2 separate regions of the Mus musculus genome follow, and region 2 is linked to region 1. The links are chromatin loops, found by intact Hi-C in ENCODE. Cell type or tissue: left cerebral cortex. All regions are shown on one strand. Each heading gives the region's core, and the rest is flanking DNA. Links, peaks and the distances in the headings are about the cores only. Region 1 has its middle 9.1 kb from the start of Gm25846. Region 2 overlaps Serpini1 (serine (or cysteine) peptidase inhibitor, clade I, member 1).

The links. A loop is a pair of places that touch in the nucleus more often than their neighbours do. Peaks named below come from ENCODE experiments on the same cell type or tissue, not always from the same donor. Only the 100,000 strongest peaks of a DNase experiment are listed, where the experiment ranks them.
Region 2: a loop joins it to region 1, with 2.1 times the contacts of the local background. A loop is called at or near these places in 3 of 42 quality-filtered maps.

The regions. Positions count from the first base shown.
Region 1 is chr3:75,699,716-75,711,629 of GRCm38, reverse strand. No RefSeq gene overlaps it. Among named protein-coding and RNA genes, the nearest start is that of Gm25846, 9.1 kb to the left of the region's middle. In left cerebral cortex, for the core only: no CTCF peak of the experiment used is centred there; DNase peaks (open chromatin) are centred at 4,881 and 6,163.
Region 2 is chr3:75,573,346-75,585,259 of GRCm38, reverse strand. The region is part of intron 1 of Serpini1 (serine (or cysteine) peptidase inhibitor, clade I, member 1); the gene reads right to left. Among named protein-coding and RNA genes, the nearest start is that of Serpini1, 22 kb to the right of the region's middle. In left cerebral cortex, for the core only: a CTCF peak has its summit at 5,756; DNase peaks (open chromatin) are centred at 1,707 and 5,735.

The sequences.
Region 1 (11,914 bases), core at 1,886-9,885:
AGAAAGTCAGTGTCTACCCGTTTGTAGCTCAGGATATGGATGTAGAGAGCCCTCACACACAGCAGATAGGAATGTGAGCTAGTGAAACCCTGGGGACATCAGTATGGGGATGTCTCAAAGAACTGAAAATAGATCCACACGTGACTGAGCAATACCATAGAAAATGTATATCATTAGCAAGGTTTCAAAATTATACACGATAGGTTAGGAACCAATAGTTTTTAAATACACTACCCATGGCATGTTAATGTAAATAATACAGTTGTCTCATTTACATATACAAATATTATGCTACATAGAATGCTTCTAAATATAAAGAGGAAAAATGGTTGACCTGATCTGCATAAAATGAGCTGATGATCTAATCTGCATAAAATGTGCAGGAAGGTAAGTGGAGACTGACCTTGAAGGTCTTCCGAATTGCTCCATCTTATGTATGGGCAATCAAACTTGCTCTGGGTGTTCATGATGTACATGTATGTACAAATATGCATAAATCTGACTGACTCATGGCTAAGAGCTGCAGATTGCTTCTCATAGCATACAGAATAAATTTCTAACTACTTAGCACAACATTTAAGGCTTTCAGAAGTCAGGACTCTGCCTAATGTGTCATTATTACCCAACTCCACACATGTACATTGTGATCGAAATTTCTGAAACAAATTTTTCAGAGGTTTTTTTTTTTCCCCATACACACGCATGCTTTTACAATTGTCTGTGTCTATCATACTGACCCTCTCTTCTCTGCAAAATTATGTGCTTCTCCAAGATTCAAATTTTGAGCTCTCCTTAGGGCACTACACCTTTAAATCCCAGGCTGAAAGCGCTCAGTTAAAACATTTCTCACCCAAATATATCCTGGCCCCAAAGAAGCATACTAAATTTGTTGAATGCTGTAATTATTACGCATTTGTCAAGACAGCTTCAGCAAGTCCCTTTTCCCTTCAGGACACACGTCAAGGGGAATTGTAATAACCCTGGAAGACAGGCTAATACAGGCTGTTTATTTAAAATCTACAGTTTGGACTATTAGTCAGGATTATTCAGGTTCAATGAAAAAGCTCTACCTTGAGTCAGCTCTAAAAGCTGGCTATCTACTGGCTACTGAAAGCAAACCTTTGGAAGCAGTTGGTATCTGTATCTGTTTCTGTTTCTCTTGGTCTTGTGTGGTATATATGTGTGGGATGTGTGTTTGTGTGTGTGTGTGTGTGTGTGTGTGTGTGTGTGTGTGTGTGTGTGTGTGTGCCTGTCCCACATAAAATACCTATTATTCCAGGCTGCCTTTATCATCTTAAGCCTACAGTGAATCTCAACGACACAACTACTGCCAGGCCCCAGTGTACTAATAGCTTGGGTTTATGAGTAGTTACATGATCTAGCAAGACAAATAATTATTCACTTCTGATTCTAGTTAAAAAAAATTTTCATGAAAGATCTCTGGTTGTTTTGAATCATAATTTACCTATCTAGGTTAATTACAATTGTAGTATGTAATTGTTAAAAAAAAAACAATCCATGCTATCGCTGGCTGCTCTCCAGTCCGGTGGTCTCCCTGCTCCCATGGCTAACCCCATGTGGCATCTGCCCAACTTCTCACAATCTGCTTGCCATGGAACCACTCACATTCCCAGTCACATAACCCTCATGGCTGGCTTCTGCCAGACCCACTCGGCAATCCCAAATTTCCGAGGCTAGATGGAATGCACTCTTTCAAACCCACCCTCTACTGAAGTTACCTTTCCCTTGAGCTCAGATAACACAACCACTGGGCACGGAATTTATCATCCTAAACTCATCAACTATTCTATATTAGAAATCTTCTGGTGGCAGATCCTGGTGAATTCTGCCTCCAGAACTATCAGTCCCCAACCTTCATCTCGTCTGCTTTACTCCCCTTTGTCCAAAAGGACGTGACCCCCTCCTGCCTTTCCTCTTTCTCTCTTGGACCCGGAAGGCCCACCTCCTCCTTACCCAGTGATTGGCTTCTTATCGTCTTTACTTTTTAATCAATTATGGGAAATTTTCGCTATGTGCAATGACTAAGAATGTAGGGTATGCAACCTATCCTGGTCTAGCACTATAGAGGGCAAGGGGAACCCATGATCAGGTTAAGCACTAGGGAACCCAGGAAAGCTACACACCCAAGCTTGTCTCTGCACTAAGAGTCTGGTGACCTGTGCTATCTGTAGGTCCAGCTACAATTGAATCCCCTGAGACTCATGTGTTTGTTTATCTCAGACTCTTCTTCCCTAGACCTTTATCTTGAACATTCTCATTCGATAGAATCCATTCTTATTGGAGATGTCACATGTACTTTACAATAACTGGGTGAACTCTGTTATCTGTATGGCTAGGCCACTCCTGACTCCCACAGATTTTTATGTTTACCTCAGTTATGCTTCCTAGACTCTTATCTTGACCATTGTTTTAAAGTCAATAAAACCCATCTTTATGGAAGAGGTAATACATACTTTCTAAGGAGTTTCATGTAAATTCATCTTAAGCTTTGTTGTTCACACAGGATTGATTTAATTATTATCAGAAATCTTTTTTTCCCAAATCATGTTTCACTTAAATATGAGTAAAATAAATTGCCTGGTGTCAGGATCTAGAAGTTTGAATCAACATTGGCTACCTAGTCATGTTGAACCAGATGGTAAGATGACTGATTGGAAGGTCCCATCACAATCACATGTTGAGGGTATAAGCTTTTCAAGAAAGCAATAACTTTAGGTATGCTGCAAGGGCACTTTGTACCATTGATATGAAGATAAGAGAAAGATCAAATATTAGCTAGGATGTGAAAGAATAATGTTCAAAACTTTCTAACAAACAAATGTTAGAGTTTAAACACATGATACCACAAGGACATGTACTCCATCATATTCATAGCTGACTTATTTGTAATGTCCAGAATCTGGAAACAACTCAGAAGTCCCTCAATTGAAGAATGGATACAGCAAATGTGGTTCACCTACACAATGAAATACTATACAGCTATTAAAAATCAGTACATCATGAATGTTGCAGGCAAATGAACAGAACTAAAAAATATCCTCCTATCTAAGGTAATGCAGACCCAAAAGGACATACATGGAATGGACTCACTGATAAGTGAATATTAACCAAAAAGTATACAATACCCATGATACAACACACAGACTCTAAGAAATTTAACAAGAAGGAAGGCCCAAATTTAACAAGAAGGGGAAACAAAATAATGATGAAAAGCAGATGGAGAGAGGGACATGTTTGGGAGAGGGGAGGGGAAGGGGAAAGGGGACAGGATCAAGTAGACAGGAGAGAAGACCAGAGGGCCAGGAGAATGTGTGGAAATAGCTGTGGGGCAGGGTAGGAGCGAGGGAAACCTCTAGAAAGTCCCAGAGGCCTGGGATGTGAGAGGGTCTCAGGTTTCAATGGAGATAACCTTAGCTGAGCTGCCCAACAGTGAGGAGATAGAACTTGAAGAGACCGCCTTCAGTAGATAGACAGTCCTCCCAGTAGAGGGATGGAGTCACTAAGCTGCCCTCAAATTTTTTGACCCAGAATTGTTCCTGTCTAAAAGAAATTCAGGGATAAAAATGGAGCAGAAATTGAAGGAAACACCATCTAATGACCAGCCCAAATTGGGACCCATCCCATGGACAGGGACCAAACCTGACACTATTGCTGATGCCAGATTATGGTTGCAGACAGGAGCCTAGCGTGGCTGTCCTCTGAAAGGCTCTAACAGCAGCTGACTGAGACAGATGCAGATACAGCCCTCCATTCCATAGGTCTGGGGGCCCTATGGAAGAGTTGTGGAAGGATTGAAGGAGCTGAAGGGTTTGGCAACCCCATAGGAAAACCAACAGTATCAACTAGTCCTGATCCCTGGGAGCTCCCAAAGACTAAGTAAGCTACCAACCAAAGAACACATATGGGCAGGTCTGTTGCCCCCACCCCCAGGCATATATGTAGCAGAGTACTGTCTTCTCTGACCTCAGTGGAGAGGATGTGCCTAATCCTATAGAGACTTGATGCTCCAAGGAAGGGGAATGGTGAGGTGGGTAGGTAAGTAGGTGAGGGGGATAAGTGGGTGAGTACCCTTTCAAAGGCAAATGGAGGGGGTGTGAAAAAACTCTTAGAGGGTGGACTGGGAAAGGGCACAACATTTGGAGTATAAGTGAATAAAATGATTTTTAAAAAGAATAAGCAGTAATGCTTTCCTTGGTGTGAACATTACTCAACATGTACAGGAATTAATACTGTATGGTATGCTATGAATTATACCACTTTAAAATTTTGATACTTCTGAAGGTCAAATCCAAGGTCTCTATGTCTAGACAAGTATTTTTCCACTGAGCTGTACCTTCTGGTCCAATTTAGTTTTTAATAATAAATATATAAATGAACAGAAAAAGGATATCAATGAAAAGAACACAGCTCACCAAGGATCTCATTGGATAATTATGTCTTTTCCTTCCAACTGTTCTTTAGATAAGAATTACCTAAATAATACAGTTTTCTAACCTAAATCTCACTGGTTTGATGAATTTGGAGAGAAAGAGAAAGAGGAGAGGGAGAGGGAGAGAAAGAGGAGAGGGAGAGGGAGAGGGAGAGGGAGAGGGAGAGGGAGAGGGAGAGGGAGAGGGAGAGGGAGAGGGAGAGGGAGAGGGAGAGGGAGAGGGAGAGGGAGAGGGAGAGGGAGAGGGAGAGAGGAGAATTCTTTATCTGTGAATTGCTGCTCCAGGACTTTTCTGTGTGGGAAAGACAGGAACAAGTGCTTCTAAGATGTTCAGTCTCAACGAATTTTCTAATCACACTTTTAAAGTTGTTATGACACTGTACCCCAAAATTGGACTGGCTGGCAAATTTCACCATCCAACTCTGGCACGGTGTGGCTGTCTTTAGGAAGCTTATCTGGGAGGTGCCGCTACCATGCTGCTGTGGTAGCCCCAACAGGCAGCTTGCTCATAGATTCATTTGGCTTGGCTCACACACATTTGAGTGCCCAGAATGTGCAAAGAACTACCTAAGGAAAAGTGTTTGAAAAATAAAAGTTCCTTAAGAAGCTCACTCTTTATCAGAAATGTAAATTGAAAAGTAATTCAGGGGAATTTTAAAAGTGAATAGCCATTCTTAAACAAATTAAATTCACTGGTATAAAGATACACTTTTTTAAAATTCAGAACTGCTTTCTGGTTTTTGACTGTCAAGAAACACTAATGAAAAGATATTTTAAAGTATAAAAGGCTTACATTGCATAGATTCAATCCCTAATTCTTTCATGGACAAATTAATTAATCTCCCCCAGGACTAGGCTCTTAGCCTGAAAAAAAAAATGGAACTAATAATTCCATCTATTCTGTGAGACTGTTGTCACAGGAGACAAAAATGTAAGAAAGATGGTTGTACCTTGAACATGGAAGATGTGTACACATTATACTCATTGTTCTTATTACTGAATTAAAAAATAATGTTTCCGACGAAGGGTCAACCCAGAGTCTGGTAAAAAGTATTTCTAGACTTAGTTTAAACAAGTTTTCATCTTTGCTCAAGTATGATCCTCTACATGTCCAGCTTACCCTGAGTCACCCAGAAGGGTGTCATCGTGTGATGTTCAGAACTTGCATTGCAATTAATCCCATGATTGACTTCTAGTCTTAGCAAGAGCCTGCTAAGTCTTAATGCCTGTGACAACCACAACCTTGGAACACAGTCACACTCACAACATCTGACTCTAGGCTTGAAATTATTGTTGTCTTCAGTTTACTTTTATTAGAATTGAAGGTGGGGACCCAATGGTAACTTTCTTCTTTATTCTTGTTCTTACAACTTTATTTTGCAGTCATGAAGAGCACAGTAAATGGTGAGAGTTTCTTACATATGCCTTCCGTTCTCCCCATGAACCTGCAGTTCTGATCCATCCCCAATGTGTCATCCACAGTGTACTCAAGGAGTTCACAACTAACTCTCTAACTAAGCTCTCCTTAAGGTTTTCCAGCTGCTAAAAGGGCCTTTCTATTAAAAGGAATCTCTGTTTTTTTCAGTGAGCCAAGTCAACTCACAAAAGTACAGGATTGTTTCCAAACCTACTTGCATTAAATAAGCATGAGGGATTGATCAAGGAAATGAAAGTATTTAGTCTTTAAGGGCAATCTATGTGGCTCTTGTTTGAGTTTATGGGCTTGACACAGCGGTATTTAGAACCAAAACTGGAATTCAGTATCTGTGTACTTTTCCATTTTGTCAGCAATGTTCCCAGGCTATCTGGATTCTCAGAGACTCGCTGAATGAAGTGTGATTATCTGGTACACTGTGTGCTGTCTGACTCCAATGCATTATGTAGATCATTTTAAAGTGTAACTATTTTTTGGTAAGCTGAGTAAATCTAGTCAAGTACCCACCTAACTTAATGTCTACATGTTAAACACTTCCAAGAGTTTTAAAGACATCATGTCTTCTGTTGTTCAGTTTGAAAATAAAGAATGATATGTTGGTTTATTCCTCTTTCCCAGTGGAGCAGACCAGAAACTAGGGACAGCTCTGTTGTTGGTGATCTGAAATTGCCATGTATGAAGATGTGAAAGATTAGGCTTTTTAAAAACTGGAAAAATTTGTATGAAGGAAATGTACATATAATGATGGCAGTCTTTGTGAATTTTAAAACTTCTTAGTACCAAATTTAACTACAGTTTTTGGCACAATTGACAATATTTTTCATCTTTTCCCCCTATAAAATTGAATTTTCTTTTTTCTTTCTTTCTTTCTTTCTTTCTTCCTTCCTTCCTTTCTTCCTTTCTTTCTTTCTTTCTTTCTTTCTTTCTCTCTTTTGTTCTTTCTTCCTTTTCCTTCCTTCCTTCCTTCCTTCCTTCCTTCCTTCCTTTCTTTCTTTCTTTCTTTCTTTCTTTCTTTCTTTCTTCCTTTCCAACCTAAACACTGCCTCCGTCTGCCACCTCAAAGAGTTCCTCCCTCCTACCCCCCTTCCCTTCTCTTCTGAGAGGGTGGGCCCCCACTGTGCATCCCCCCCACCCTGGCACTTCAAGTCTCTATAGCATTAGACACATCTTTTCCCACTGATGCCAGACACGGCGGCCCTATTGTAATATTTTTGTTTCGGTTTGCTTATATAGTCGATTACATTGATAGATTTTCATATCTTGAACCATCCCTGCATCCTGGGATGAAGCCTCCTTGATCATGGTGAATGATATTTTTGATAGGTTCTTGAATTCAGTTTTTGAGAATTTTATTAAGTAGTTTTGCATTGATGTTCATAAGTGAAATTATCTGAAATTATCTTTTTTCCTTGAGATTTTGTGTGGTTTAGGTATCAGGATGATTGTAGCCTCATAGAATGAATTAGGTAGTGTTCTGTCTGTTTCTATTTTGTGGAATAATTTGAGGAGTATAAGTCTGGTAGAACTCTGAGCTAAAAGTGTCCATCTCTAAGCTTTTTTTGGTTGGGAGACTTTAATGATTTCTTTAGGGGTTATAAGGCTGTTTAAATAGTTTACTTTTTCTTGATTTAACTTTGGTAAATAGTATTTGTCTAGAAAATCATCCATTTCAGTAAGGTTTTGCAATTTTGTGAAGTATTAGTTTTTGAAATAAGAATTTTGGGTTTTTGTTAATATTTTTAATTTCCCCATTGTCTGTTCTTATGTCTCCCTTTTCATTTCTGATTTTGTTTATTTGGATACTGTCTCTACATCTTTTAGTTAGTTTGGCTAAGGGTTTATTGATCTTGTTGATTTTCTTAAAGAAACAGCTCTTGGTTTTATTGATTCTTTGTATTGTTTTAATTCTTTTTAATTATAGTATATCAGAGATATAAGCATCCAATTCAAATATCATAATTACATATCATGATTTAGTATTAAGAAGGTAATAATAGTATCCTTTAGGAATAAGTGAACTTACAGTGAAGAAATGGAATGATACTCAGCTGTCAGATATGCAATATATCTGCAGGTTTGTAGGATTTACATTTGGCTCTCGCTGTCACGTGAAAGGACCTTGCTAGACATATCCAGAACATTGTTCTTTTCTTTCCTGTTCTCCGAATTCTACCACACCCTCACTCCTATTGGCTCCTGAAGCTTTAGCTTTCATGCCCCTGGCCTAAGCTTTGAATTTCTCTCATTACCTTGTAACAATGAGCATTATTAAAGAAGCATTGCTCCACTCCCAAGATGTCCAGTAAACTGTCCCTGCGGTGTGGATCCTTGTTAACGGGGAATTGTTCTCAGTATAGCGTGATGCAACAGCTACGGTCTCTCTTAGCTAGTAACCCTGTCTTCCTTCTCTTACTGTCTTCCATGTGATTTTGTCCACCACCTTCCCTGCTGTCATGATGGGTCACTTAGTTTACCTTATCTGGAAAGGTAATTTTCTTACCAGGGTTTGAATTGAAAGCAGATTTCCCTCATTGAACAGAAGTGAGGATACCTGACACTTAGTCTGTAATACCATTAGGTTCTCCATTTTTGGAACAGCTCAGAGTTTCACTGTTTAACTGGCTGCTGCCCAATATTATGTAGGCAACATAGCATAGTACTTAATTCTTTTGCATTGATTTTTTTAATTACCTGAAGCATTTTGAATTTCCCTTGGTATAGTTTCTTAAATAATAAGAATAATGATGATATTGATGAGGATGTTAATATCATACCACATCAACAATCAAGATTTCCTTATGACCATTTGTTTACCAGATTTCCTATTTTACTCCAACCATTTATATTTTTTAAAATAGTCAAAGATACCACTATGTTAATCAAAGGATTTTGTCATTATTTGGGACAATATAGATTTATAAAATATGACTTTCAGATTGAAGAGGCCTACTTTTAATCTTGCCTAAACAGTCTGTTCTCAAGGCGCCTCTAATTTGTATCCATATTTCTGGAGCCAGAGACAATAGAAATTCTTCTTACTTAGAAAGAAAAGAATATTAACTGTGTTTAGCCAGCTGGTTCACTATGGAGCTATTAATATTAAAAAATACATTAAAATAGAACAAATTAACAATTCTGGGAAGTCCAGTGGCATATCCAAATTCTATATTCCTTAGAAAAATTTTTACTCTCTTACTATTTTGAGAAATACTTTAAAGATTTTGGGATTGACTCTATTTATCTAAATTATATAAAAACCAATCAGTCTCTAATGGAAACAATCATATTATTTTATAAATGTTAGTTTTCTTTACTATTCCATGCTCTCTAATAAACCAAAATAGATATATTAAATATGTGTGTGCACACGTGTGTGTGTATGTGAATTATCACATACAGACATGCCCATGGGTTAATTGACCTAGATAATCCCTAACAGTGTGCCCAGAGGGGTGACAAGTGGGGCAGGATTACAGGTTCATAGGTTCAGTCCATTATTATCAAGGCATGGCAGCATACAGGCAAGCATGGTACAGGAAGAGCTGAGAGTTCTACAACTTTATCTGAAGGCTGCTGGCTTTCAGGCTGCTAGGACTGGGGCATGAAAACCCATGCTCATAGCCCACAGTGACACATCTAATCCAACAAGGCCTATCCTCCTCCATCAAGGTCAATCCTCCTAATAGTGCCACGCCCTGGAGCAAGCATATACAAACCATAACACCCTCTAAAGTTGACAGTGAGTATTAATTATGCACTTTAATTCTCTACGAAGTAATGAGTATAATTAATATAACATTTTTTCAATTCTTAAACTAAGTCATGGGATCACCTCAGCAGCCAAACTTTAATCATTGTACCTATTTTTAACACTGTATATTTTTAAAGATGCAAAACCCAGAGAAAAATACAAACTGAATTAATAATTACATTAAAAAGAATCTTTTCAATAATTATAACTACAGGTTCCAAGGTCTGAAAAAGCCTCCAAGATGTAAAGGCACGAGGTAGAAGGAAAAGGCCTCCAGTATGGATAAGGGATGCGGCAGCTGTGCTTCCTGCTTTGGAAGAAGAGGTCCTATGAAAACACCTCACGTGGTAGCCACCAGACTGCTAGAATATACTGTCTTTCATCTGGGATCAGTTGTTCCACTTCCAAGACAGATGATATATTATAGGTCTGGCCTTGGCTGACCAGGGAAGAGCTCTTCATCTCTGCCAGGCAAGTGAGACACCACTGGCTGGGCAGGCCAGCAGTGACACTAACACAAAGCACAGCACTGTGGAGCTTTAAAAACATGGATCTGTTCTGTACCCAGCCTCGGCAATATCTTGATTTCACAGGAACAGGGGAAACTCCTGGATTAAAGCAACTGCAGTTTTTTTCTCCTGGTCCACTGGACCAATCCTTGTGGAAATGAGGCCAAAGGAATGACAGGACATGTCTGAGAAGAGTGGAGAAATTTCAAGAATCACTGCCTAGAAATAACTTTAAGAAATCCTTAACAAAACATGGGCTTACATGTTGTTTAGAAATAATTAAGAAATCTAAATGAATATTTTTAACCTAAAGTAAATTATTAGCAATTATTTTATTGATTTTACTCAAAATATAATCCATTTTTTCAATAATATAATATATTATATAATCTAAATTTTCCTAAACTCTCCATTTTAAAATTTCATCATTATTGTGGGTTCTATGCTTTCTATTGGCTCTACTGAGAGATAATGAAGAAGACATGATTCAGAAGTCTTGCTGAAGTCTCATACAGGTTTATGCATTCATTATCCAGTCCTGAGAAGCAACATAGTATCTCTGTCTGAGAGTGATGAAGATCCTCCATCAAATCTGCTTGCCTCCCCTGCTGAAATGAAATATTCTAATAATTTTGTGAGGCACAATCTCCAGAGAACTTCAACTCAACACTCAACTTTGCCGTTGCTGGCTAACCTGCTTGACTGGCCATGCCCTTCAGATACCAGAGTTGTCTGGGAATCTTCAGAGAACCCAAGAATATTCAGAATTCAGGCATGGGTGATGCACAGGGTACAGTGGGACAGTTACTTTCTGCTATGAAGACAGAAGCAAGGGGCCTATGTTTGAGGAGATTTAGAGGATGCTACCCTGAAATATGTCACTGCAATAAGAATTATTTTAAGCTATAGTTATTGGAAGAAGACAGGGAGGCAAACATATGCTGTGCCAAAAGGTATATGTAAGGTTGATGTCACAGGCAGAAAAAAAAGAAAAAGACGGAGGGAAAGATGGGGAGGGGCAAGGGGAGGGAGGAGGGACAGGGAGGAGACAAGACTCCAAGAACCCAGCAAGCAGTTCCCAGAGAAGAGACTGTGCCATTGAGATAGATTTAGGAGCTTCAGCCAGATCCACCCCACCTCAGGTTGTCCTAGAACTTGCTCTGTAGACGAGCCTGGTCTCACAGAGATCCTGCTGCTTCTGCCTTCCAAATGTTGACATTAAAAGCTTGCGCCACCTCTGCACAGCTGTGCAATCAATCGTTAGAACCCAGGACTTACAAGATAGCAATGGACAAGGGTGGCAGTTTTCCTGTAGCACTTGAAGGGAAAGTCACTTGGTCTCATCGTGCTGACACCTGTGCAGCCTCACAGCAGGTGAGGGGAGGTGGAGCTCCTGTTACCTTGGTTACCACATAGTGTTTTTCTTGAAGCAGACCAGTTCTCTAAAGGATCTTGGGTTATTAGGAGCTAGAATTGTGACTCAGATTGTAGTTTACTGTGGTCTTATTCCTAAACGGTAGAACGTGTCTCTAATACAGAGAAAATAAATAACTTTTGCCTTCTTACATGTTTATGTTTTTGTTATTTAATAGATTCTGATGGCAGGGGAAGTAGTTCAATCAGTCAAGTGCTTGCTAAGAAGCACGACGATCTGAATCCTATGACTTTCAGCACCACACACACACACACACACACACACACACACACACACACACACACACGCGCGCGCGCGCGCGCACACACGCGCACACACACACACACGCACATGC
Region 2 (11,914 bases), core at 1,233-9,232, 130 kb after region 1:
GGAAAACTGGAACAAAAGCGAAGTTTATGTGTGCAGAGACATTTGGGTGGATGCATGCAAGGGACCATGGTTTCCCAATAGATCCCCCAAGGCCAAGTCTTGAGGAGGTGCTGCAAAATCTGCCTTAAGAACATTTTCCCCTTCAACATTTTCTTCACACATAAGTATGAAACTTCGTATTTCTGCTTAACCATATGGGATATGTAAAGCACGGATTCTTGCCAAGGCAGTGTTACTCATCTTTGGTTAGAATAAGATTGGAAAACATATTGTCTAAGTAATGGTTTTTTGCAAAATAAATTAATACAGATTGAAAACCTTCTTCTGTGTTCCCACTTGTATTGCAAAATTTAGTCCCTTAACATCATTTCGTGTTCTGAATGTCACTGAGAAACTTAGTAGACTGCTGAGCTCTACCCCAGAAGTGGGTTTTCAACCATAATTTAATTGGAAAGGTCGTATCTTAGTTTCACCATATGGGGCTGCCAGATGTAATCAATGCAATATAAGTTTGAAGAAGACATTATTGAGTATGTCATTGCATTTTATAAGCAATGAAAGCTATCATTTATGCAACAGAAATCACTTTAATGTCTTGGAAAATTAGCACATTGATAGAGCATGCAAGTATTAGAGGTTACTGCAGAATGAGTAACTATGACGGAGTGTTAGCACACTAAATAAAAATGCACCGAATTCAGGCAATAATGCTGCTGTCTGCAAGCCCTCCCTGTCTCACAAACATCAAATTTGTAAACCTGATAAGGTTGAAAGTTTTTATAATACATTTGTTGGCACAAATATTACGCGACATAATTGGGAACCCAGTTGAATTAACAATGACTATCAAGGCATAAAACAGAAGACAAGGAATTGTTTAGACAACTGAAATTGCAACCACTGGATGCTTCAAGTTTCTAAGCTTTTTACATCCAGCTTCTAATGTGGCAATGAAACGTAGAACAAAGAAACTTAGAACAAAGTCAGTGATCCTAAATACATCATATCTATTTATTCAAAACCTGGAAGTAAAATTTGGTGGGTAAATGTCACACTAGGGTAAAGCATATGAAACTCAGTTTCCTGTCACCCAGGTTATGTTGTAGAGGGTACAATCAAAGGACTCACAGGTTTTAACTGTGCCCGAGGAACAGTTGTTATGCGGTATTAAATCTTGTTCAAATACAGCTGTATATGCTATATATGTATATACCACAAAGCAATAATATCACAAAGCAGATGCAAAACCACCCCTCATGTGAGGCATAATTATCTGTACTTAACGTCCTCCTCGAACATAACTAAACTGAAATATGCCAAACTGGAACAGAGTACAGATCCTAAATATCATAGCTTCAAGTGTCCATAATGTTGAACTCATCCTCATTCAAGGCAGATCTCCATGTGAAAACCACAAAGGAAAAGCCATTCAGACCGTTTGTATCATATGATGACATGATCTTTGGAACCGTTTCCACCTGGAGGGTGTGCCAATTAGAGGATCTTTAGAGATAAACAAGACTTGCAAATGTACTGCTGTCTCTCCCTCTCCTTTAAGGTGAAACTCATATAAAGTTGTGGAAACCCCTGTCATAGGCTCTTCCTTTAAAACCAAGACAGCATGCTTAGAATGTTTGGAAGTTACACCTTTCCCGTGCTGGTGCCAGAACAGAATGACGGTTAGCGTTCCAAAATCAGACTGGCACATTTTCTCCTGACATGATCCAGCTGGCAGCTTTCCTTGTCTTACCAGAGTCATTACAATCTTGGCCAGACCCAATTGATGGCACCACACAGGGGGATGAGTTTACCCAGTTGGACTACAGAGATGTGTGGGCAGCAAGGCTAATTGAAGACTTTCAGTGAAGCAAGAATTTTGCTAATCCTTAGACAACTTCCATTGTAAAGTAAGTTTGAAGAAAATAAAGATTATTTCCCAACTGTAGTCTGTAACTGTCCCTTTCTTGAGGGAAGGGCACTAAATATTTACAGAGAATTCCAAGAAGAAGGCAGTGGGGATTAGAAACTTCAAGGTCAGGTCTGTAACTGTTGCACATTTGCTACCTCTGGAGGCAGAGTTACCATAGTTGCTTCAAATAATATTCATAGTCCTTTCTACCTGGCCTACTTTTTAAAAATTTATTTTTCCTTGAAAATTTACCTTATTAAAGGTGACCCTCAGTAAGTCACATCCTTGTGATATTTATCATGCTTGGTGCAGTGTTTTGACATTTGTACATTCTAAACGAATGTTTGTCAAACAAAGGGGAGGAGTAATGGCATTTTGGAATATGAATAATTTGAGAGTATGAATGAGGAAACTGTATTAAGAATGAGGAAATCTGGACTTGAATGCTGACTCCCTGTGTTAACTTGAAAATCTTCTATGCTTACAGTAAACTCCACCTACTTAGTAGTTATGAGAATGAAACAGTTAAATTGTACATGTTTGTAAAGTGATAAAAATGGGATCTAAGAGCTGACCATCAATGGCTGGCCTTTTACAAATCACTGAAAGAGTTGCCATCTATATCCAGTGTCAGGTCTGAGCCATAAAAGTGGCCGATAATTTCTCCCACAACTTTCCTCATCTTTGACATTGTTTCTTTTGGATTCTGGGGACTGAACTCATCGCATCATGTGGATGTTAAGCAGTAAGGACTGTACTATTGGGCTGCACCCTTGGCCCTTGACTCTAACCCTTAACCTTCTTTTATAAAGCATCATAAGACTATAAAAACTTGCCATGCCTTTCTTTTTATTTGAATCTGGTTACGAATAACTAGCTTACAAAGTAGTTGAAAGATATACAGAGTTTCCATGTGGCCTTCTCTGTTTCTCCAAACATTAAAGTCTTATAACTAATGCAAAATTATCATAACCAGGAACCTTCACATTGGAATGATACAGCTAATTAATCTAACCACTTTGTTCTAATTTTATGATTTTTATATTAATGTCTTTTTTTTCCTGGTTCTGGATTCTGTCCAGGATCCAACACCATATTTAGCTCATGATCCTTAGTATCTTCCAATCTATGGAAAGGTTATCTTGTGAAAGGATAGTTTAATATCATACAAATATACTTTCTTATCTCAATTTTGGCCAATAACTCTTATATACACTTATAGCTCATTTCCAAAAATAGAAACATGGTATTTTTTCAAACTGTGATGTTTCTAGTTTTGTGGCTATTTCTATTTTTACAAATTCCTATTCTATTTTAAGAAACAGGTTATCTTTATATGTTTATAATTACATTAGTTTAGATGCTCTTTATTTTATTGCTTATGTAATAAAACAAGTTATCCTAAAGGTCATTTTTATCTCAATACCTTGCAAGAAATCAATCTATCCAAAGAAAAGCTTGTTTAAAACATGTAGTAAGTAAGGCACAGCTCCTGGGAATCAAAGGCAGCAGAATGTAAGTCCAGCCTGAGCTACATGAGAGCCTGATGTTACGAGTAACAATTAAAACAAAATAAAAGATGACATGGAATGGATGAAAAATTAAACAAATGCTCCAGCAGAAACTGTGCATTCAGGGAACTCTGGGGATACACTACACTATATCTAGACACCTGTAAGTTCAACATTGGAGACAAAAGGCCTTCAGGCACACAGTTCAGCAGAGTGAGCATCATCAACATTTATCCTCGGATTAGAGATTTAGCTATTTAGATTTGGCAGGAGGACATTAAGAATATTTATATTGTTTCATATTCATATGAATGGACAGAGGGCAGAAAGAAATGTGTAATGACAAGTTTAAGGAGAGAGGTAGAAGAAGGTACAGAAGTGGGGGAGAGGTAGAGGTGGGGGAGGGGGAGAGGTGGGGAGGGAGAGCAGAGGTGTAGGGCAAAGAGAATGAAAACCAACTGATCAATTCAGGCTATTTGCAATATGAGCAAACTTAGACAAACAAAACCCCCAAACAGACAAAATCAACGTTTAGTGGGAATTACATAATATAACCCTTGGCGCAATGGCAGAGCTAGAAAAGCTCCCATTACCTCTTCTTGTGCTTCAGTGCTTGCCCATCGTCTCGTCTATTATCTCAGCATACTGTCTCACGTTGTCGAGGTTTAATAGACCCCAAATACCTTGTGAAGACCATTCACAGAAGCAACAATTACATATCTTGCAGTGATCTCCCAATTGTGTGAGACGGGGCTCCTTGCTAAAAGTCAGTCCTAGAAAAAGCCTTGGTTCTATGGGTAAAATGTAAGGTTCATCTTTAATTTTTAATATTCTTATCCACTACTGAAGGCAGTGTATATAGTGCTTAACTGACTCGATAATGGAAGGGATGCTGTTAAAGATGTTCCTTTCTCTCTTTAATAAACCCTCTGTAGCTGATTAAATATTGTCTCACAAAGTTGATTCCTCAAGGATAGAAAGCATAATTTACATAAACTCAGCATCTCTTGCGGCCACTGCTGCAGCTGCTGCATAGTAAAAGGTCGCTGAGATTCAAAATACATTAGTTGTTTTGTTGTTGTTGTTGTTGTTGCTTTTGAGTTTTTTTTTCAATATGAGGAGTAAAGCTGGTTGCATATTGTATTTTTAATTGAATTTTTGGTTGAATTTTTTGTTGGTACAAATCAAATACCTAATCTAAATAAATGTAGTGGTACATGATTCAAGGGGCATAGACTTATTCACACCTTCTAAAATAAAATACTTTACCCCATAACCTATAGCCAGATGCTCTAGAATGTCTGCTTAATTAAGAAAACACTTTTATAAAATCACAAGCATGTAGTTATTAATTAATTAATTAATTAATTAATAATACAGAGTTTTGGTTTATTAAATAAAACATACTTAGGAGTCCTAGATTCTCAAAGATGACAAACAAGTAAAAGAAACATAAATTTTTTTAAAAAAAAGGCCGGGTAGTGGTGGCACACACCTTTAATCCCAGCACTTGGGAGGCAGAGGCAGGCAGATTTCTGACTTCAAGGCCAGCCTGGTCTACAAAGTGAGTTCCAGGACAGCCAGGACTATACAGAGAAACCCTGTCTCAAAAAAGTCACCAAAAAATTTAAAAAGAATATGAACAGATAATATTAAAAGACTACTTATCAAATTCTCATTTTAACTTTACTTTAATTTCACATGAGAACCATTAAGGAATTGGTCTGCACTCTACAAAGCTGCAATACAAACTATAGGTCACTCATGATCACCTTTCTTCTAATGTTTTGCCTGAAACAACACATCTTACAAAGTATGGCTAGTTCCAAATGGCCTCTGCCAATGAAGTCTAAGATTATTTTAAGATTTTTTTTTTAAAAACAAGAACTGACATATATCTATATACATGTATACATATACATGTAATATACATATTGTAAATTGAGCCAAGGTCTCAACTGTGGGGCCTAGACCTGGATTAGCTTGGCACTATGTAATCCAGGCTAGTCTTGAATCCACAGCAATCCTCCTGTCTTAGTCTCCTGAGTGCTAAAATTACAGGCATGAGTTTGTAAGTAGATTTTTAAAAAAGATACTGATGCTTAGAGGCACTCAGAATGGTCCAGTGTTTGACTCAACTGGCCTGAGCTTTCCTACCACATACCCTGTAACAAAACTCGGCTGTCTCAATCCTCAGGTAATAGGACCGCTCACCTTTATGTCAAGAAGCCAAGGGAAGTACCAAAATCCACATGTGATATGTGCCAGGCAGACACTGGGGTGGGGGTCATGCTATGAGATGTAAGTCCTTATGAGATCACCTAAAAATATGGTTCCACAGCGCCCCCAGTGGAGGAGCTAGAGAAAGCACCCAAGAGCTGAAGGGGTCTGCAACCCTATAGGTGGAACAACAATATGAAATAACCAGTACCCCTCCCCCCCACGAGCTCTTGACTCTAGCTGCATATGTATCAGAAGATGGCCTAGCCGGCCATCATTGGAAAGAGAGGCCCCTTGGTCTAGCAAACTTTATATGCCCCAGTACAGGGGAACACCAGGGCCAAAGAGTGGAAGTGGGTGGGTAGGGGAGCAGGGTGGGGGGAGGGTATAGGGGACTTTTGGTATAGCATTTGAAATGTAAATGAAGAAAATATCTAATAAAAAATTTAAAAGAAAGAACAGCACTGATGTACTTAAAAATAAAAAAAATAAAAAATAAATAAATATTTTTCTATAGCAAAGAAAAAAAAATAGCCAATTGCCTGTTTAATCATAATAAGTTTGTATTAATTCCCTATTGTTGTTATAATAAATTATTACAACTGAAAAAAAAACTTTTAAAAAATATGGTTCCACGTGTGCTAAATGAGTCTGTGACAGGACCGTATGTGCTTTCCTTATTGAGGAACAAGCAACAATAACAACAACAACAACAACAACAACAACAACAACAACAAAAATCACTGTGAAAATGTTGAAGGTACAAGCACAGAATTACAGAGCAAAATAAATGTGATTTTTTAAAAAATTAATAAAAATCAGGGCTTTCTCTATGATTAAAATAATCAGTGTTCTCAATATCTTGCCTATTTCAGGTAGGAGAGGCTACTGATAAAAATAAATTTGAAATTACTCTGAGAGGAGATTCAATTACAGTGATCACAGTTCTGGAAGTTTCTCATGGAATTTCCTTTCTTTCAAGGACTTTTGTTCAAGCTATCACCCTTGAAACCTATTGTGCACTACAATGTATCATTTTTATGTACAGATAACCTTATGCAATTCAGACTTGCAGTTATGGGTTCATGTTTGCAATAAGAACTATGTCCTATGACTTGCAGAGATTTTTGAAAGACTAGACATGGTCAAGAAAAAAACTGAGTTTGTTGGATGAATGGTTTAGAAATTACAGATTAGATTGTAATATGTCTCTTTTACTGTCTGAGACAACTGAGAGGTGTTACCAAACATGCCTGTGGGCTCTGGGAAAGGAAGAAATGAAGTAACTTAGGAGGCAAGGAAGACGGCTAGCAGGATGGTTGGTTCCGGTTGCCAACTTGACACACATAGGAAGAAGGAGCCTCAACTAAGGAACTGCCTCTATCAGTCTGGTCTGTGTGTATGTGTGGGGGGTGCTCCATAATTGATGTAGGAGGGCCCAGCCCACTGTGGATGCCATCATCTCTAGGCACAAGGGCTTGGGCTGTATAAAAGGCAGCTTAACTTGTGTCAGGGAGCAAACCAGTATTCAACATTCCTCCACTATCTTTGCTTCAGTTTCTGCTTGAGTTCCTGCCTCAGCTTCCAACAATGATGACTGTGATTGGGAACTGTAATTTGAAATAAACCCTTTTCTCCCCAACTTGCAATTGGTCATGGTGCTGATCACATCAACAGAAAGCAAAATAGGAAGGCTAGGTGATAGGGAGAAGAAATGTTCTACTAGGCAACAGAGAACTGAAAAGTATTCTGGGGTGGGAAGGAAGGACTCAGGCAAGCACTTAATCCCATGACTCGACACTGGACACATACTTTCCATGGTGAGCTCTAGAAAACAAGAAGGGATTTATTTAGTGAAATCTAGAAGTGGAGGCCCATAGAGTGGCAGCCAACATGTGAAATATGTCATAACTAAATACACAATGGGTGTGTGTTCAGTGAACATCCATTATTTTAATGTACCATAAATGGTTCTGCCTCTATGAATTTACCTGATTAGTGATCTCCTGGCATTTATCAGATGTGTAATCACAGGTTCTTCAAGGTAGATACTTTAAAGGCCAGTCATGACCCTTAAGTTTTATGTTGAGATTGAAAATGTTCAAGTTTGAACAGCCTCTGGACACTTCAGAAAGCATAGATTTATGGTAGAATCTGTAGCTTATGAAAAGATATGTCCCAGAGAAGGAAGCAGAGCATTTATTTTTAATTGCATAAACAACCAAAATGCCTCTGAGCATTTTACAATTATGGACCAGTAGAGGTCTTTAAGAGGTACTTCCATCTATTTCAGTAGCTGGAGTTGCATCTTTATAGTCCAGGGTCTGGCTATAATGCTTGGTTCAGTTGATGGATAAATTCCCATTTCATCCATTTGGGGGATCTGTGGTATCCCACAGTAACTCTAAATCCTTCTTCTGTTTTTCCTCCTGCATTGCATGCCTAATTAACTCATATAAAAATGATAGTTGAGATTACAAATTCTTAAAATGAGTTAAAAGAGAGGTAAATGTGATGTTGAAGTCTTGGTCTCTTCTAACTAGAATTATTGGAAGTATACATTTTGAAAGGGGAGCTTGAAGTAAAAATTTTATATGACATCAATGAAGAAACAAATTTACCCTTCCTCTTTAAGAAGTTATGATTTATTAAATATTTTATGTCCTTAGGATTAAATTCAAATATTATATAGCTCATTCATTTAAACATACACTCTTTCTTAGCAGAAGTCAGTAGCATCACATATATTTTCAGCTTTTCCCATATCCATACTTTAGCTGAACACTGAATTTTCTGATATACAGTCCTCATTACATTTTAATGTAGTGATACTGATTCTTGGCAAGATATAGACGTATGTTTTTCAATCTTTGCCTCACACTCAAGGAGTATGATCTACTCTTCACTATACGCAGTCTGTAGTAGGAGACAGAGATGAGGTAAACTAAAACAGAGCGGGGAGGCTCTTCTAATGTCCAGATGTCTGTACATGCCTACATCCCCTCCAATTGCAGGAGAGAGAGGGAGACAGAGGGGCTTAGCACCACATTCTGAACTTCTTATAAAAACAACAACAAATTGCTTGTGCTTGAAATATCACAAATCTCCAATTTCCCATCCTGCTTAATAGAAATCTTTAATTTCCTACTTCTTTTCACAGTGAGAAACTATTTGAAAAAAATACATAGGATTGGTTGTTCCATAGTTTAATCTTAGTTGTGGAGAATAAGCTTTGAGAACTTTATTTGATACAGTTTGAATCTATCTGTATAATCACAAGCTTACCTCAATTTACCCAAACACAGACATTCAAAACACTTGTAAGTAATTCAATAGCACTGCTATGCTTTGAATATAAAATATCCCTCAAATTTATGTGTTTTGTATTTGGTCTTTACTGGGGATGTGAAATTGGGAGGGGAATGGGTTATATATTAGCCCCTCCTCCAAACTTCCAGTTCCTATGACAAAATACTTTTTGCAAGATCAACTTAAGGGAGAGTTTATCCTGGCTCACAGGTCAAGTTTATAGTTTATCACGGTGAAGAAGTAAAAGTGGCATGAGCTTGAAGCCAGTGATCACATTATTATAGATGCACAGGAAGAGAGACCAATGGATGCATGCTGCTGCTCAGCTTCCACTTTCACTTATATAGTTTAGCACCCACCCAGGGAATGTTGCCACCCATAGTGGGCAGGCCTTCCTACCTCAATTAACTCAGTCAAGATAACCCATCAAGACCACCCATCAATATATGTCCAGTAGCTATCTTCTAACTAGTTCTCTATTCTGTCAAGTTAGCAATCCAACAGTAACCATTTTACTGTCTCTGTGAGATAAGCATCCACTGTCACTATCTCCTTCAGTCATTAATTCTGCTTTGACTCAGTCCCAAAACTATGAAGCCAGCTGGCTTTAGACCTCTGAAACCTTTAAAACCGTAAGTTAAACCTTTCCTCCTTTAAATAATTTCTTTTACATGTTGCTCATTGCAACAAAACACTGATGAATGCAAGAATATATTAAATGTATGAATGGGCTCATAAAACTGAAAAAAAAAAACTCAGAAGCTTGCAATGTCATAGGATCAATATAGACACACAAAGAGTCTTGGGCAGTGAAGAGGCTATATTTTACCTAGAGACATTGTTTTCCTTAAAATAGAAATTCTGCTAGGCATATTTATTTCATAATGTAAGGCAGTTTTCGGTTACAAAGTTGCCAGTTTTGATATCTGACTTAAAATAACCATGCTGTGTTTTAATAGAGTCTTGATTTGTCTGAAATTAGAACTATATATGTGCACATGTTCATGTGTACATAAGTGCATGCATGCAGAGGTTCACATGCATGTGTGCTTGTGTGCTAGTACATCGGGAGGCCAAACATCAACAGGAAGTATTTTCCTCAACTGTTCTCCTCCTTACCATTTGCAACAGTGTCTCTGAATGAATCTGGCATTCATTGATTCAACTAGATTAGCTAGTGGACAAGCCTCGGGTCTTTCTTCCTGTCTTTGCTTCACCAGATGACAGGCCTGTGCTCCCAGGCTTGGCTTTTATGTGGTTTTGGAACTGAGTTCATGTCCTCATGCTTGCAAAACAAAAAGGGGACTTTAGAAACCTTTGAACATCATTGTTCGTATCATGACTTTCATTAATATTTTAATTGGCTTCCAAATATAATGAGCTCACATACTTTTCTACTTTTAGAAATTCATAGTTGCAGAATGTAAGCAAACCCTGAAGTAATTTACAGAAATTCACCAACGACTTTAGTTACTTTTGAAATCATGGTCGGCTTGCAGGAGCATGTCTTAGGGAGAAACAATCATAAAATCGATATGATAGGGTGATCCCAGGGGTAACCTAAGAAATTTTTTTCTGTCACTTTCCTCATTATAGTAATGGGAATTAAACCAATAATTGACTCATAGGACAGTCATAAAAATCAAGGGGATAAGATATATATAGACATTGGCACAGTGCTTTAAGTCATAGTAAAGTTAGTGTCTCGAAAAACAATACCATTTTCTGAATTTTCCCTAAACAAGACATGCACTGGCTCCTTAAAACTATCCACTGTCAGTTCACATACCAAGAACTGCTTCTGTATAGCATACAGATACCAGAAAAACGTGAGCATAACTCTATAGTTCTGTGTCATCTCCTTTGCTTCATTAATTTTCCTTGGAGTCATTTTGTTCTTTCTTACTATTTCATGGCTGGAAAACAACTTTTCATACAGCTTTATGAGCTTAACTGCAAAGAGAGAAAGCTTATACAACATATAATGTATTCCTCCGCCCATCTCAAGCATTTCTGCATGAACGGTTCCCATAGATGGAAAAAGAGTCAAAGCAGCTGTGTGGAGGAAGCAAAGGTTTAGTTTTACTTTCCTTTCTCTGAAAATAAGTCACTCTCTTTACCAATATCTATAATTTTGCTTCTTAATACACACACACACACACACACACACACACACACACACACACACACATACACACACACTCAAAACAAGTTGTATGGAAGCTTTAGGGAGAGTGTTACCATCCCCTCTCAATGGAAATGCAAGAATTTGTGCTCTTTGTCACACATGCTGATCATCATTTGAAGTCTCCAGGCTGGTCCTTCATTCACCCAGCTAACTCAGTGAGCACCACCCTAACCTCATGCCTCTCTGGGGATTACTATCAGAATACTTCAATCAATATTTGGTTTTCCTAATTCCATAGGGCTCTTCATTCCTGTCTCTCTTGCTTTCTATTACTGAATCATTGTCAATTTGTCTGAACACTGAACACACATATAAAGTAGCAATGTACAGAAATGTAAGCACATTGCTTAAACAAAACTGCTTTTGAACCAGGCTGAAGGCATGAACAGATGAATATAGTGAGTTTTCCATCCAGGGAGCTGGCTGGATTTGGGAGCTTAGTGACTGTGCCACAGGGTAAACTCCCCTGTGGGAATTCTCTACCCATTTGACTGATAAGATCTTGTTACAGGATTTTGTTACATGGCCATTCTGAAGAGAAGGAGAGAGGTAAATACTTAAGATGTTGAATGTACTTTTTAATGTTCTTGCTGGGGATCGAACCTCGGGCTTTGTGTATACTGGGTATGTTCTCTACCTCTGAGCTATAGCCTGAGCAAAGGACTAGTGTATATTTTAAGAAAAATGCTGTCTAGGTACTGAGAGCAATTACTGTGGCACATTCCATATGATAGATGATTTTCAGTGATGGATTATTTATGCCAGCTAGCTAGCTGG